2 separate regions of the Homo sapiens genome follow, and region 2 is linked to region 1. A link is a loop called in an ENCODE intact Hi-C map of the cell type or tissue named here. Cell type or tissue: gastrocnemius medialis. All regions are shown on one strand. Links, peaks and the distances in the headings refer to the core of each region. The heading gives the core; the rest is flanking DNA. Region 1 overlaps HAPSTR1 (HUWE1 associated protein modifying stress responses). Region 2 has its middle 38 kb from the start of HAPSTR1.

Region 1 (2,913 bases), core at 288-2,787:
AACTCCAACTCTACAGAAAATAAAAAATCAAAAATAAATATATTGAAAATTAGAAATTTTTTTAATTAAAAAAAAATTTGCATTTTGGAGACAGGACTGGAGTATCTATTCTACCACTTACTAACCTGCTCCATATCTTAGCCAAGTAAGGCTTTCTTCATCAACAGTGTTAATAACCCAGGGTAGGTGTGAGGATTAAATGACAACCTCCTTAGTGTGATGCTTTTACAAAGTAAACACTGAAAGAGTAGGTTTAATGGTTATCACCCTAAGGTCCCATGGAAGTCTCAGTTGTTCTAATTCAAGATTACCATGTAGCACCCTAGGCAAACAGGTTACATTATTCCCTGATTGTAGCTATCTGGGGATTGTAATCCTCAACCCTTTCTAGAGGTTCTGGGTCCCCACTGTGTTGTATTCACTTAGCAGACCTCTGTGATAACCCCAGTGGTAAACTCAGACTACACCTATGTCAGGTTCTTTGCTATGTTCTGTTAAAGCCAAAAAAAAAAGGACCAAGACAAGGTCCCTGCTATGTGTCCCGAGGAGAATGGAACAGTCACAGAAACAAATCAAGCAGCAGAGCAAATGCACAGTTCAGGGAGGCTACAGAGATTGGGAGCCCTGAAGCAAGGCTGTGTCACAGAAGTGAGGTATGAACACGTAGGGGCTGGACTTGTCAAAGAGCATAGAGGTATTCAAGAGATAAACAGTATGGGTAGGATACCTAACCAATGGTTAAGACTGGATCATAAGGGTCTTGTAATACCATGCTGAATTTGGACTTCACTGTGTAGGCCCAGGGAAACTTTAAACCATGAAGTGACAAGACCAGAAAGATCACTCCAATGGTCTCATGAAAGATGGACTGGCAACAACAGCTCAGGACTGGAAAGTGAGAGCTGAAACATTAGGCCAAGAGCCCAGGCTCACCTCCTCCAGAGGGCCTGCCCTGAGCACCACACAGCCGGGCTGTGCTGTGAAACATCCCTTTCTGCTCTCAGAAGACCTTCCACATACCACATTCATGACGTGAATAGAAATTAACCAAATCCATATTTTGCCTCAACAGAAAAAGGAATCGCTCTATGTTTATGTATTTCCAGAGACAGCACCGAATCTGCCATATAGAGAATGTGCTGAATGGCTCAATGGCTCAATGAGTCATTCTGCTGTTGGGGCAGAAGAATGAGTCCAACCTGAAACTTCATCTGAGATAAATGCCTGTGGGACAATTTGGAGATGTACACCGGAGGACAGTGGGACATGCCATCTGGCAGTCAGGAGAGAAGGTCTAAACGAGAGGTCCAGATTTGGAAGTGAAGACATGGGAAACGTAATCTAGGGCAGTGACAGGGCCTGAGGACAGGTCAGGCAGGCCAATGTGGCAGAAGAGAAGCCAAGGTAAGGAGAAGCTCTAGAAAAGGGATGAACAGAGGACCAATGAGAATGGCAGGCAGAGATCCACAAAGTGATCCAGAAGATTTCTGGTCTCAAGTATGCTGTTTACATAAAAACGAGTTACCAGTTGTTGGTATTAATTCAACTCTTGGGAAATTTATAATAATGTTATTTTATAACATTATTATAGGATAACAAAGCAAGACAGAAATCAATTTAGCACATGCATGTTTATCTCTTTAATTCCTCTGTGAATCTAACATACAGATGACTAGGTCCCATAGGACACAGGAAAAAAAGCAACATGTTGCGAACAAGTGTCAAAATAAAGCACTGAATTAGTCTTTAAGCCTTGCTAACCACTAATTGAAGTAGCTTTGATAAAAACTATTTGAGGCCAGCACAGTGGCTCACACCTGCAATCCCACCACTTAGGGGCAAGCAGTGAGGCTAAGGCAGATCACTTGAGGTCAGGTGTTCAAGACCAGCTTCGCCAACATGATGAAACCCCATCTCTACTACAAATACAAAAATTAGCTGGGCGTGGTGGCAGGCGCCTACAATCCCAGCTACTCGGGAGACTGAGGCACGAGAATCATTTGAACCCAGGAGGCGGAAGTCGCAGTGAGCACTACACTCCAGCCTGGGCTATAGAGCGACACTCAGTCTCAAAAAAAAAAAAAAAAACCTATTTGATAACCATAAATTGATATGCCTTACTTTTTTTTCTTTAAATAGGGAGAGGGTTTCACCATGTTGGCCAGGGTGGTCTCAAACTCCTGACCTCAAGTGATCCACCCACCTTGGCCTCCCAAAGTGCCGGCATTATAGGTGTGAGCCACAGCACCCGGCCAATTGATATACTTTTGATTAAAGCTGTTTACATTAGTCTCTCCCACTAAACTGGGTTCCCAGGCTTACAAGGGCAATGACTGGGGATCTCATTCATTGTCATACTCTGTCTACACGAAATATTCAGCAGGTGTCAAGTCTGCCATTTTCCTTTAAATTAAGAACACAGTTATTTGGTTGGGCTGTATTTGATGGGGGTAGGGGTAAGGAAGGGGAAAAAAACTGAGGGAAAACTGTCCTCTCTTAAATACATAGGACATGAAGAGGAACTGAGTTTGCTTTCATTATAAACTCAAGCCTGCCTCAAAATACCAGATTCTTTTCCCATGTCCTTGTGCTTGCCAAACGCATGAATTTAGACTCACCCACAATGTAAAACTCCAAAACCTTCAATTTGGCCTAACTTAGAATTCATAAATTTGGCTAAGCAAATAATATGCAAGAGTGAATTGTGACATTGTATTTACCCTAACTATGGTGTTTCCAAATACATTTTAAAAGAGCACCTTAACAGTTTTCACTTCAGACAAATCAGATAATAAGGACACCCAGTTGAAGTCACTAATCTATGTTACTAGTTAATAATGGCCCTAGTACTAGAACCATTCAAATTACTTTCTTTAAATATTCAAATTAAACTACCATTCTCCTTAATACACT
Region 2 (2,913 bases), core at 219-2,718, 53 kb after region 1:
GTTTGTGGCAAGCCACAACGAATACTGTCATTAAAGCAAAATTAGTACAGGTCTTAAATTCCAGAGGTTACAAAACAGCCTGGCTGAGGTCATTCATGCTTAATTATTGTGCCTAATAATTACCTTGACTAATTAGAGCAAAGGTTTCTGAGTATGTTTCTATTCCCAGACACTGAGTCACCAGTGACCCAGAATAAATCATTTCGCTCTATTTGTGTCTTGTATCATCGACATGAAAGCACCCTCAGCCAACTCCTCGGGGAAATTGCAAAGACTTCATTAATTAATATTTGGACAACAAGTATAACTTGTATATGCCAGACCTAAAGATATATGGCATCAGGATGTTTTGTAAGTTGGGTTCATTTATTTAATTATTCAACTACACTCCAGGTGCTCTTAATATTTGTTAAGCTCTACTCTGAGCCAGGCCCTGAGCTGGGAACAGGAGGTGCAACTGTGAACAAGGGAGATCAGCTCCTGCTCTCATGGAGCTTCTAGTCTAGCAAAGGAGACGGATGCTAAATAGGTAAACCAGATATAATCATTACAAATTGTTGAGTGCCACGAGGAAAAAAAATAGAAATCTGTGATAGAGACTAGTGGGAGGGGTTTATTTGTCTTCATTTTTGTTTTTTATTTTTATTTATTTATTTTTTTTGAGACAGAGTCTCACTCTTGTTGCCCAGGCTGGAGTGCAATGGTGCAATATGCACTCACCGCAACCTCTGCCTCCCGGGTTCAAGCCATTCTCCTGCCTCAGTCCCCCCAGTAGCTAGGATTATGGACATGCCCCACCATGTCTGGCTAATTTTGTATTTTTAGTAGAAATGGGGTTTCTCCATGTTGGTCAGGCTGGTCTCGAACTCCTGACCTCAGGTGACCCACCTGCCTCGGCCTCCCAAAGTGCTGGGATTACAGGCATGAGCCACTGCGCCTGGCCTGGTTTTTTTTCTTTTTATTTTTGAGATGGAGTCTCACTCTTTCACCTTGGCTGGAGTGCAGCGGTGTGATCTCCGCTCACCACAACCTCCGCCTCTAGGTCCAAGTGATTCTCCTGTCTCAGCCTCCCAAGTAGCTGGGATTACAGGTGTGTACCACCACGCCAGGCTAATTTTTGTATTTTTAGTAGAGACAGGGTTTCACCATGTCGGCCAGGCTGGTCTGGAACCCCTGACCTCCCAAAGTGCTGGGATTACAGGCATGAGCCAGCGAGCCTGGACTGAAGGGATCTTTTTTTGATGGCACGGTCATAAGAGGCTTCTCAGAAGAGGATCCCCATGCTGAGACCTGAAGGATGGCAAGGAACCAGCCAGGTGGACAGAGGAGGAGGGCATTTTAGGCAGAAGGAATAGCCCGGGCAAAAGCTGAGGTAGGAAAGAGGTTTTCATTTGGGGGAACTATAGGAATCAATGTACCTACAGCGTAGTGAATGAGGAAGGTGGTGTGAGCTCAGACTCAGATCACTCAGGGCCTCCGAGTTGGCCAAAGGCTGTTCCTGGCCACCTCCTTGGCTTGTGGCTGGACTACATTTCCCAGCATCCCTTGCTGTTGAGGGTGGGCACGTGACTGGATTTGGGCCAAAGGAATGCAAGGAGAGGCATTCCCCCAACCCCGTGCTAGTGGCCTTGCTAGTAACCACCTCCTGGGCTGACCTCCGTGCTCCTGCATTTTACTCATCCTGATGGAGAAAGCAGAGCCCCGAGCAAGCAGGAGCGTGGGTCCCTGGATCAGGTAATGGAAGAGAGCCACCTGCCTATCAGGAATACCAGTTTTGGACTTTATATGAGCAAGAAATAAATTCTCCTTGTGTTAGGCCACTGAGATTTGGGGGTTTATTTTCGGGTTTTTTGTTTTTGTTTTTGTTTTTTTTGTCCTTTTGAGGGTTTCTTTGTTACGGTGGCTCGTGTTCTCTTAAGTAATACACAGCCGTTATATCAAATCCACCTTAAAAAGTTGAGCTCAGGGCCGGGCGCGGGAGCACACGCCTCTAATCCCAGCGCTTTGGGAGGCCGAGGCAGGCGGATAACCTGAGGTCAGAAGTTCAAGACCAGCCTGACCAACATGGGGAAACGCCATCCCTACTAAAAATACAGATTAGCCAGGTGTGGTGGTGGACGCCTGTAATCCCAGCTCCTTGGGAGGCTGATGCAGGAGAATGGCTTGAACCTGGGAGGTAGAGGTTGCAATGAGATAGCGCCATTGCACTCCAGCCTGGGCAGAAAAAAAAAAAAAAAAAAAATCAAAAAAATCTGAGCTTCGTTGGGCGTGGTGGCTCACGTCTGTAATCTCAGCACTTTGGGAAGTTGAGGCAGGAGGATTGCTTGAGCCCAGCCTGGGCAACATGGGGAGACCATATCTCTACAAAACAATACAAAAACTAGCCGGGCATGGTGGCATGCGCCTGTGGTCCCAGCTACTCGGGAGGCTGAGGTGGGAGGATCACTTGAGCCCAGGAAGCAGAGGCTACAGTGAGCTGAGATGACTCCACTGCACTCCAGTGTGGGCAACAGAGCAAGACCCTGTCTGAATTAAAAAAAAGAAAAGAAAAAGAAAAAGGGAGGTGGAGCTTTCATAGCATATGGAAAGAGCTGGACATGGTGGCTCATTCCTGTAATCCCAGCACTTTGAGAGGCTGAGGCGGGCAGATCACTAGAGGTCAGGAGTTCGAGATCAGCCCGGCCAACATGGTGAAACCCCGTCTCTACTGAAAATACACAAAATTAGCCGGGCATGATGGCATGTGCCTGTAATCCCAGCTACTTGGGAGGCTGAGTCAGGAGAATCGCTTGAACCTGGGAGGCGGAGGTTGCAGTGAGCCGAAGTTGCACCACTGCACTCCAGCCTGGACAACAGAGTGAGACTCTGTCTCAAAAACAAAAATAAACAAACAAACAAGCAAAAAATGGAAAG

What was found. Hi-C counts contacts between places; a loop is a spot of excess contacts. Peaks named below come from ENCODE experiments on the same cell type or tissue, not always from the same donor. Only the 100,000 strongest peaks of a DNase experiment are listed, where the experiment ranks them.
Region 2: it touches region 1 in a loop (2.6-fold over the local background); 27 of 110 quality-filtered maps call a loop at or near these places.

Annotation. Positions count from the first base shown.
Region 1 is chr16:9,105,468-9,108,380 of GRCh38, reverse strand. All of the region lies in intron 3 of HAPSTR1 (HUWE1 associated protein modifying stress responses), which reads right to left. Among named protein-coding and RNA genes, the nearest start is that of HAPSTR1, 15 kb to the right of the region's middle. In gastrocnemius medialis, for the core only: no CTCF peak of the experiment used is centred there; a DNase peak (open chromatin) is centred at 1,280; H3K27ac peaks cover 2,500 bases.
Region 2 is chr16:9,051,924-9,054,836 of GRCh38, reverse strand. No RefSeq gene overlaps it. Among named protein-coding and RNA genes, the nearest start is that of HAPSTR1, 38 kb to the left of the region's middle. RefSeq lists an enhancer at 1,378-1,915. In gastrocnemius medialis, for the core only: no CTCF peak of the experiment used is centred there; a DNase peak (open chromatin) is centred at 1,576; H3K4me3 peaks cover 340 bases; H3K27ac peaks cover 1,227 bases.